Linked DNA regions of Homo sapiens: regions 1, 2 and 3 are each linked to region 4. The links are chromatin loops, found by intact Hi-C in ENCODE. Cell type or tissue: A673. All regions are shown on one strand.

Region 1 (2,500 bases), 1.3 Mb before region 4:
AAGAAACTATTTGCAACTCAGAGAAGCAGAAGCCAGGGAAGAAATATAATTTGGAACTAAAGATCGCCTCCCCAGTATAAAGTTCTTATTGTGCCCAAATTTTATTTTGGAGAGGAGGAGAATCTTGAAAAGAGAAATTTTAATAAGAAATAGTTTGAACTGCAATATGAATTCTGCTGCAATGGACCATTGTAATCAGTGTGAATGGGGCAAGTCTAAAATTTCTTTTGTCATTAGGTGGAGGGAGGTTGGAAGTGAAGGAAGAACTCTGAGGTTACATCAATCACATGATTTCTTTAAAACTACATTTGTGTGCATGAATTGTATATAATATTTGATCTTATTACACATAGAAATGGCAAAAATCAGTGGTTATATGCTTTCAATATTTTTCTCAAGTAAAATCCACTATAATTTTTACCGGCTAAATTTATACTTATTTTATTAACAATTTATTTGCACATCTGCCTGGGAAAAAGTCTGTTTCAAACAATGATAATCTGATGCAACTGTATCTCTTTTAGTTTCAGACCTACCATCAAAGCCCAGGAGAAGCCCGTCTCTTTTCAAAGGGCTTTCTTTTTTTTTTTTTTTTCCTCAATCTGGGTGGCTAACTTTGATTTGTCTTTGGCACGATACTGTGGAGCTCACAAGTAACTCTCATTAAGAGTTCTGCAAATGCTAATTGATAGATCAGCAAGTTTGGAGGGCTGCTTTTAATACATACAGTTTCTTTTGGAGTTTTGCGTCTTTTCTACCTCTTAAGAGTCAAGTCTATTTGACAGCCAACTAGAGAGTATTGAAGTAATTGCCCATAAAATGAGAGTCTCCTATCTACCCTCTTCTCAGCACACTTGCCTAAAGAATCTGCCTACTGCCTTCACTCTTTGCTTCATTTGGTCTTTCAGTGGCTCGTTAGGTGTGGGCTCCTTTTGGCCAGGGCTACCCAGCTCTATTTCAGTTCCCTGTATGCCTGTTTGCCTTCGGAGGCAGTGACAAATTTGCTAGGTTGCGAGGTTTGCACTGGTCAATAAACCAGTCCAAAGTATCCAAGCAGTTTGTGGTTTGGAAATTCTTGAGCTCTTTTGGAGAAGATCGGTGATTTCCCATTGCCACTAGATGTCCCTGTGTGACTTTTCTTTTGGACATCAGTGCTGTACACGCGGCAAGTTATTTCTACTCTGCTGGATAGAAGGAAAGTGCTCCGCAGGCTCTGAAGAAGCAGTTTATAGCGGCATGTCACCCAAGCTAGGACTCGGCACAACTTAGCCCTAGCACATGGATTTAGAGTGCAAGGGTATGGCAATGCCGAAAATTACTCAGACTGTGCAGAAATCAGGATTATCTCTATAGAGGTCCTGGGATCTTTCCAACTTGCATCATTAAACTTTTCCTGCCTCCCAGCCTACTCTCAATACTGAGACCGAAGCTTCTAAAACAATCTGTCATGAAGAATTACGAGCTAGCTTTTAAAAAATAGTTTTTACTTCTGATCTTTTGCAGGCCAATGCCTGATGTTACTGTATATGACCAGTATGCCGCTCACTGTGTGAGTTTGCGAACACCCAAACTGTGTACAGTAGGCCCCCTTTGTCTCAGTTTTCCTTTCTGCAATTTCAGTTACCTATGGTCACTTGCAGTTCAAAAATATTAAATGGAAATTTCCAGAAATAAGCAACTCGTAAGTTTTAAATTGTGTGCCACTCTAAGTAGAGTGATGAAATCTACTTCCAACTCCATCCGGCCTGGGATGTGAATTATCTTTTTATCAAGCGTCTCTGCACAATATACACTGTCCACCCTGTCAGTCACTTAGCAGCCAGCTTGGTGATCAGATCGATTGTAGTGGCATTGCAGTGTTTGTGTTCATGTATTTTACTTAATAATGGCCCCAAAGTCCAAGAGTAGTAATGCTGGCATATTATAATTGTTCTATTTTATTATTAGTTACTAGTTATTGCTGTTAAATCTTTTACTGTGCCTAATTTGTAAATTAAACTTTACAAACTTTATAATCTTTATTTTATTGTGCCTAATTTATAAATTAAACTTTATCATAGTGCATGACATACATGTATAAATGGGAAAAAAAACAGCACAGTCATGCATTGCATAATGACATTTTGGTCAATGATGGAGCATATATATGGCTGTGGACCCATAAGATAATAATACAGCTGGAAAATTTCTATCACCTAGTGATGTCATAGCTGTCCTAACATTATAGTGCAAAGCATTACTCCCCTCTTTATGTTGATGCTGGTGCACACCAACCTACTGGGTTGCAAGTCATAGAAAAGCGAACAAGTAATGTCCTAGGCCTTCGCATTCACTGCCCACTCACTCACTGACTCACCCACAGTGACTTCCAATCCTGCAAGCTCCATTCATGATAAATGCCCTATACAGGTATACCATTTTTTTTTTTTTTGAGATGGAGTCTCGCTCTGTTGCCCAGGCTGGAGTGCAGTGGGGCTATCTCGGCTCACTGCAAGCTCCG
Region 2 (2,500 bases), 480 kb before region 4:
GTCCAAATAAAAATGATATCATTAAAATCTCTTAGGGAATATATATATGTCAATACATGATGATGTAACAAATAATTAATTGCAATAATTATACATTTGTACTAGATTTTATATTTGAATAATTAAATATATTAGACATAAATAAAAGTAGAATAGATTTTGTCCTAGAGAAGAACTTTTAAGTACCGAAATAACATAAAAAAAATGAGCTACAATTTCTGCATATCACCAAATATAGTAAACAAAAGTAAAATCCACAATTGGGCTAGAATTTAAAAAATTTAATCTGTATGATGGAGAAATACTACTGTCATAAATAAAATTGAAAACAAGTAACTGTGAAAGAAAAACTGTTGGGAAAGGATTGAAACAGGCAATTTAAAAAAGAACAATTTGAAAAACAGTAAAGGTATAAAAACCATGCTAAACATAAAAACTAAAATATTGAGACACTATTTTTCACTTTTGAAACTATGATTTATGAAAAATATTTATGCCAAAAGACTACCAAAGGCATATAAAATAGGTACTTTAAACAATGATCCCAGAGGTAAAACGTATACATTTCAAAAACATTTGGCAACAAAAACCGAGATTTTTAAAAATGCTCATACTCTTTTAATATAGCGAATGGCTTTGCTTCAATCATACTACCCTGATAAACTAACCAATGCCTCACTACAGTTCTCAAAAGAGGAAATAATCTCAGTGTCCTGCAAAAAGAGGAATTGTTAAAAAGTATCAATTTAAAAATGCAATGTTGAAGGATACATAATTCAGAAGGGAATGCTCAGAATTGTTATTATAAGGAACCACATAGCTTCGAAAATAAACTGCAAGGAAGTCTGCAAATGTATGAAATAGGCAAAAATATTTTAACATCATAATATAGGGTTAAAGGCTAAGGTTTGTAAATATTCTAAGTTTGAAATCTTGTCTTACCACTTTAATTATGTAGCTTTGAAAATTTACTTACTCCATTTGTATCCCAGTTTTCTCATCTAAAAGATGATGATAATAGCCTGTACTTTACAGTTTTATGGAACATAAAATAGAATAACTATGTGAATGATATGCTTAGCACAGGACTTGGCACTAAGCAAGTGCACAATAAATGTTATTAGCTATTATTATCCCTAGATGGTGGTATGGCATTGTGAATATTTTTCTCCCTTTTAAATGTATATGAGATATTTTCATAACAAAATTTTGACTAGCTCTTTTTCATAAGTTTCATCAGAATAAAATGTGTATCTTCTTAAAAGTCAAGGTAGCAGCATAACCCAAAAAAAATGTGTATAGATAAAAATTCTGTCTTTTGTGAGCCCCTTTTCTATTAACTGCAAGTCTATTATATATGATTACCTCATTTATTCATTCCACAAAAAAGTATTTTTTATACTGAATGCCAGGTAACTAAGTTCTGTAAACATATTAGTGAACAAAATGTGTCCCTTTCTTTATGGGGTTTATAATCTGTTGGAGTTGACAATAAATAAGTGCAAAATAAGTTGTTATTTTGAATGTAATAGTCTGAGAAAACTTACCTGAAGAGATGGCTTTTAAAACTGAAACCTGATCAGGCATTCTGTTAACACTGAACTTGTCAAATCAAGAAAATAAGAAATGTCCAACAGTTCAAAGGTCATAATTCTATAAAAATATATTCAAAGCAGATGTAATGGTGTATTCAAAGTACACTATGAAAATTAAAAGACATCATAAAGATAGTGTATTTCTGAGTACGTCTGTAGCTTTCATAGCCTCAGATTCAACCAACCGCAAATCAAAAGTATTTAAAGAAAATTAAAAATAAGTCAATTTTAAAAGTACACACAAAAAGTACAGAATAATAACTATTTATAGCACATTTACATTATATTTGCTATTATAAATAATCAAGACATGATTTAAAGTGTAAGGGAGGATATGCATAGATTATATGGAAATAGTACTCCATTTCTTCTACTGGACTTGAGCATCCACTAATTTTGGTATCCACAGGTGTCCCACAAGCAATTCTCCATAAATAGATATCAAGGAATAACTGAAAGCAGATAAGAAATATTTTAAGTTGATTTAAATTTAATTTAAATATAGTTCTGATATATTAACGCAATCAATCTTCTTTTTAGGTAGATTAATGTATCACACACATAACAATAGCAATAGCAACAACAATAAATAATATTTATTGAACACTTAATATGAGCTGAGATATGCTAAGCAATACGGGGACAAGAGGTTGTCCCAGTATTATCCCTGTTTTACAGCAGAAGAAATCAACATAAATTTTCCTTTTCCAAAACCACCAGTTCATTTGTGATGAAATTGTGATTCAAACCAGGTCTGTCTGATATCAAAATCAGTGTGCATAATCTATAGGCTTTACTGCTTTGGTTTGGATATCTGAATGCATTTGAGAGATTTCTATTTTAACTGAATTTTCCCTAATTATTTTTTAATTAAAAAATTCACACATTAAATCAGTCATTTGAAA
Region 3 (2,500 bases), 350 kb after region 4:
AATTTCTTTAACTTTCAGATGGCTGTCAGGTTACTCTGAAGTCTAAAGAAACTACACTCAAATTAGTTTTTTAAAATTAATTTATGCCTAATAAAAATAATTCCAGTTATAATCAGTAACTAGAAAACTTTCTGTAATCTAACGTGGCACAACCTAGGGAAAAATAAGTTAGCTATTGTCAAATGTAAGATGTCAGATGTATCCTTATCTCTTTCCTACATGAAGACTGAAAGAAAACCTGGTATTCTAATAGAGAAAATGTTTAGAACATTTCCATAGCAAATTGACCTTTATCCATCAAGCTTTGTTACAAGGTGACAATAATTTGATATACCACCTCATTTAACATTGAATTTCACCCAACATAACTTGAAAAAGATAACATTTTAAACAACTTAAAACTACACATTTATAGACATTGTTAAAGCAAGATTATAACAAAACCACAAACATTAAAAATATCTAAGGCGTAATGGAAGCTAAATGTATCCAAATCCTCAACTGTCAAAAATATCTCTGCTTCTCTCACAATTGCAGAAAATTGAGCATGTCTTCTCACCTCTGCTCCTGTCTGCTCTGACTTTCAATGTTGACCCCATTTCTATCAGGGGATCACTCACAATGGAAGACTCTGGCCAGTGGCTTGCAGGTTACTACTCCTGATCCCACCTCTAGTGATTTCCTCCCTGCCCATTTCTGGTGGGTCTCACTCACACAGAGAATCACTGGTCTTAGTGTGGGCGTGTGCAAGTACATGTGTGTGCAGATGTTTACATGCGTGTGTTGGGGAGGAGGTGTCAGAAAACAATGGAAATAACAAGAACTCTTTTTTTCCCCCACTGTTGTCATCATGTTTTTCAATTTCTCCCTGCTATTATCAGAAAATACCAGCAACTCTGGCTAGGGAGTAAGAATATATGCCTGGATTGGAATTTAAGCTCCAGCATTTGCTAACTCTTTCTGCTGCACTAATCACAACATTCTGGAGCATCATAAAAGCTAGTTAGCCTTAAATAGGGTAAATGACTCCTACCCTCAAAGCTATTGTAAGAATTTCATAATTATTAATAACATATGTAAAAATGGCAAACCTCAAGGACCACAGAAAGTAGACTCAATAACATGTTAGTTCCCTTTCTCCAGCTATCACAGAACTGTATTTGCTCTCCCCCTAGTGGCCGACCTCCATATTCCTCATTTTTTGCATAAATTACCCATTTCAAACACTGTTTTTACTTGCAATCCATCCCAAAAGGTCAAAAGACAAGACAATCTTGTGTAGAAATTAAATATTGTGGAAACCGAATGCAAACCTGATAGTAATAAAAAGAATACAAACGCTATATGAAATATTTGCTTTAGTGGGAAAAAAATATAAAAATGAGAAAATAAACAGCATCATTACAGAGACGGAAGAGCACGTGCTGCTTGCCCAGCCTGGATATAATTTTTGGTTCTGATTGTCACAATTACAAGTTAAGTTAGCATTATGTTTTTCATGCTTAATTTACTTCTGAGATGTTTAAAAGGACTAGCTCTTCGTGTGTTTGTTTTGCTTAGACACATCTGTTGACACTGCCTTCATCTTATAGTCAAACTGCAGGAGTTGGCGATGATTACAGATTCAATCCTCTGATTAGAAACAAGACTGATTTTTATGAAACATTTGTTTCTGTATTTTAAAAAAAAGCTTCTTTAATTTCAAACATTGCAAACCACTTTGTTTATTAGAGCTAGATTTATTTCTTAAGGGTGTACTTTTTTGGTCGGTTTTTGAGGGTTAGACAGAAAGTGGCTCCATTTCAATTACTGCATGTATGATTAGCAGTGTTATCTAGTTATTCCTCTAAGCTTTTTATTTTTATTTTTCCCTGTCTTTGACGAACACACCAAAAACAAAAGTTGAAAAATGTTCGAGTGGGTACAAATGGGTTAAAATTTCCATTTACTTGCGACTTAAAAATTGGGTTCAATTGAGGAGACTAAATCTTTTACCAGAATATGTTTTTGAGAGATACAAGAGACAACTGTAGCACATTTCTTATCTGTATTCAAATATCTCTTGAACACTCTGAAATATTCCTATTGATTCATTGAACTAATGTTTGTTAAATAAAAGTTTCTTGAAAAAAATCTAGGGGAGTAATTAATCTTAAACTTATAAAACTAGCTATTTGGTGGTGACATTTTCTCCATTTTCTTCCTTTTAAACTTGGCTTATCTTCATTTGTTGTCTATTGCAGATAAGAAACATTCAGGTCAGCAACATCAATAGGTTTTATTACAGAAAAACAGATGTTATCATCACCTACTCTGTCGGTTTAATTAGAAATATTGAAATGTTCTATATCCCCGTTAAGCCTAAAACTGTGGGAAATGGCTTGTTTTCCAAGTTCTTTGAATTCTTAAAGAGCTCCTGCTTCAAAAACTATATTATTTTCTTACATTTTAATGGAAACAGAGAAGAAAAATTTTGGTATTTTTCTAAGCAAATAATCTA
Region 4 (2,500 bases):
ACTACTTTACTTTGGAAAAATAAAACATATATTACATAAAATAAACTATATGTTTCTTTGGAAATTATATTTTGATACTGAAAAAAGTCATTGGGTATTAATAGTGTGATTTGGTTTAACTAAATTCATTGTCATGGTTTTTACCCTTTATAATATTTTTATATATATACACGTATATATATATATATATACGTGTATATATATATTGTGTAGGTCTTATTTACAAAATATATGCATTAGCTTAAGAGAAAAAATAACAAATTATAGTAAATGTGATAACCTGTTGTCTTTTTAAAATTTCACTTTACATAGGTATGTCATATGTCCTATTTCATTAAAATAAACTTTTTTAATATTACTGTGCTGTTGAATGATTCTAGCTTTGTAATGGTTCTTTTTTGAGTTTATAATATTTTATTAACAAAAACATGCTTTCATTTAATTACAGGAAATTATCTAGATTTGATTATATTTTATTTTTTTTTTAATTATACTTTAAGTTTTAGGGTACATGTGCACAACGTGCAGGTTAGTTACATATGTATACATGTGCCATGTAATGGTTCTTAAAATAGTTTAGGAGTATTCTGAATATTGTGGAAGATGCTGGACTCTATGTGGTGGCTCTAACAACATACAACTTTCTGTCCCCCAAAAGGGGGTTGATTTGCTTTGCTAGTTTCCCCATTATATAAGAGTCCAAGTGTTAAATACTAAGTTAAAATTGGTCTAGATGATAAATACCTGAGAGGATGTTTGGTTTATTCTTGCACCTTCGCGTCTGGAAGCATCAGGCACCCGTGAGAGTCCCTGATTTAAGCTCTGCTCACTTTCACCTTTGCATAAAAAAGCAGAACACATTCAACTGTTATTTTTAATCGTTCTTTTCATAAGTAATACAAGTTTTCTTGTGTGTTGCGTGTGTGTGTGTGTGTGTGTGTGTGTGTGTGTGTGTGTGTGTGTGTTTTCTAAAGAAGCAAAACAAAAATGATGAAGCAAAAAAAACAATCTACAACTTCGTAATTTGCCAGTTACAGCCGGTGGTGCTTTTACATTGCTGCTGCCACCTAGTGGCTACCTTGTAGAAATCTATCCGCTGGTTCTCGGGAAAGAAACTGCAGAGGGCTCCTCAAACAACGTAGCAAGCAGTCAAAATTGATTTTCCTATTGTGTTAGTCCTCCTTGCAACATAAACATGTCCTAACAGAAGGAAAATATTGCTTATTAAAAAACGTCCTTAATCAACAAGGAACAGAGTAGATGATAAAATCCAATGAATGCTTTGGAGAAATACAACTTATTTAACTTGTATATGCAAATCCACGATAGCATCTCTTTTTCTGTGATTTCAGACTTTCTGTTGTTATTTCATATAGTAGATTCACTGGTTTCCACAGAGTAAAACGGGAAAAAAAAGAAGTAGAGATGGGTTAGAAAGACAGATGAGAAGAAACCTGAGATAAGCTCTGTGTTTTGTCTGCTAATTTGTTGCTTTCTGGGTCCTAAATGTGATGATTGTGGTAATTGTTTGTGTTGTGGGCTTTTCCCCCAATTTTTCTTTATACTTTGCATTGTACAGAAAAGAATGAGCCACCCAGAGATTATAGTTGACTGTTCATCAAGTAGGGCAAATGAGCCAATGTCCTTGGAAATGTTTAGACAGAAACAGAGCATCCCTTCTGGTTTCCTGAGGCAATTTCAAGGGAGAATTAATTTATTTACTAATTTTCTGAAGAAATAGGTGACCACTGACTTGAAGTAGGATTGGTGTTTAGAGCACAGAAATAAAGATTAGAAGTGCGCAAGCTTGTGGCAATACAAAGCAAATATATATATTAGTATGTTATATATTATATACTAATATAATAAAAGATTAGAAATGTTATCAGAATATCAGAAATGTCAGAAATATTTTTACCACTTCAGCCTCACATCACAAAAATTGGCAATATCGTCAGCTATTCCTGTTGCATATCTCAAAACATCATTCTACACAGTGAATTTATATTACATGCAGATCTTTATCATAAGCAGTGTGGTGCAGAAATCCTGTTATAAAGAAAAATGGACAATATACATTTTAAAGAAGTAATGGAAAAGTATAACGGAGTTATCCAATGGTAATTCAGACAATACTTGGGTGGTATATCAACCAAGGTACAATAGGAAATAGCAGCTTGGAGTGATTTATCTACGTTCTTAAAGAGAAGGAATTTCATACAGGAGATTAGGATACAAGTCATGAAATGCATTAGAAACCCTAACTCAAAAGCTGGGAAGTACAAGAAGCTGCTACCACTCCTCTACTTGATCATCAAAGGACAGAACTGACAGTACACACAGGAAGAGACCAAGGCCACCCAAAAGAAGCCTATACATGGTAGACCAGTCTAGGTGAAGGGGAAGCTTTGAAGCAGATACCACTATTGCTAAAGAAGCAAGGAGAAAAGCTCTGACACTTTCTTTACCCTTACCCTACAGTCATATGAGCAGGTCTTTA

Evidence for each region. Peaks named below come from ENCODE experiments on the same cell type or tissue, not always from the same donor. Only the 100,000 strongest peaks of a DNase experiment are listed, where the experiment ranks them.
Region 1: it touches region 4 in a loop (4-fold over the local background); 22 of 110 quality-filtered maps call a loop at or near these places.
Region 2: it touches region 4 in a loop (4-fold over the local background); 4 of 110 quality-filtered maps call a loop at or near these places.
Region 3: it touches region 4 in a loop (2.6-fold over the local background); 3 of 110 quality-filtered maps call a loop at or near these places.

What each region holds. Positions count from the first base shown.
Region 1 is chr12:16,385,114-16,387,613 of GRCh38, forward strand. It overlaps a transcript of MGST1 not described here. Among named protein-coding and RNA genes, the nearest start is that of MGST1, 39 kb to the left of the region's middle. In A673, a CTCF peak has its summit at 1,108 (motif pointing right); a DNase peak (open chromatin) is centred at 1,178; H3K27ac peaks cover 850 bases.
Region 2 is chr12:17,163,097-17,165,596 of GRCh38, forward strand. No RefSeq gene overlaps it. Among named protein-coding and RNA genes, the nearest start is that of LINC02378, 420 kb to the right of the region's middle. In A673, a CTCF peak has its summit at 1,134; no DNase peak of the experiment used is centred here.
Region 3 is chr12:17,991,069-17,993,568 of GRCh38, forward strand. No RefSeq gene overlaps it. Among named protein-coding and RNA genes, the nearest start is that of RERGL, 98 kb to the right of the region's middle. In A673, a CTCF peak has its summit at 1,182 (motif pointing left); a DNase peak (open chromatin) is centred at 1,163.
Region 4 is chr12:17,641,143-17,643,642 of GRCh38, forward strand. No RefSeq gene overlaps it. Among named protein-coding and RNA genes, the nearest start is that of MIR3974, 31 kb to the right of the region's middle. In A673, a CTCF peak has its summit at 1,072 (motif pointing left); a DNase peak (open chromatin) is centred at 1,069; H3K4me3 peaks cover 674 bases; H3K27ac peaks cover 885 bases.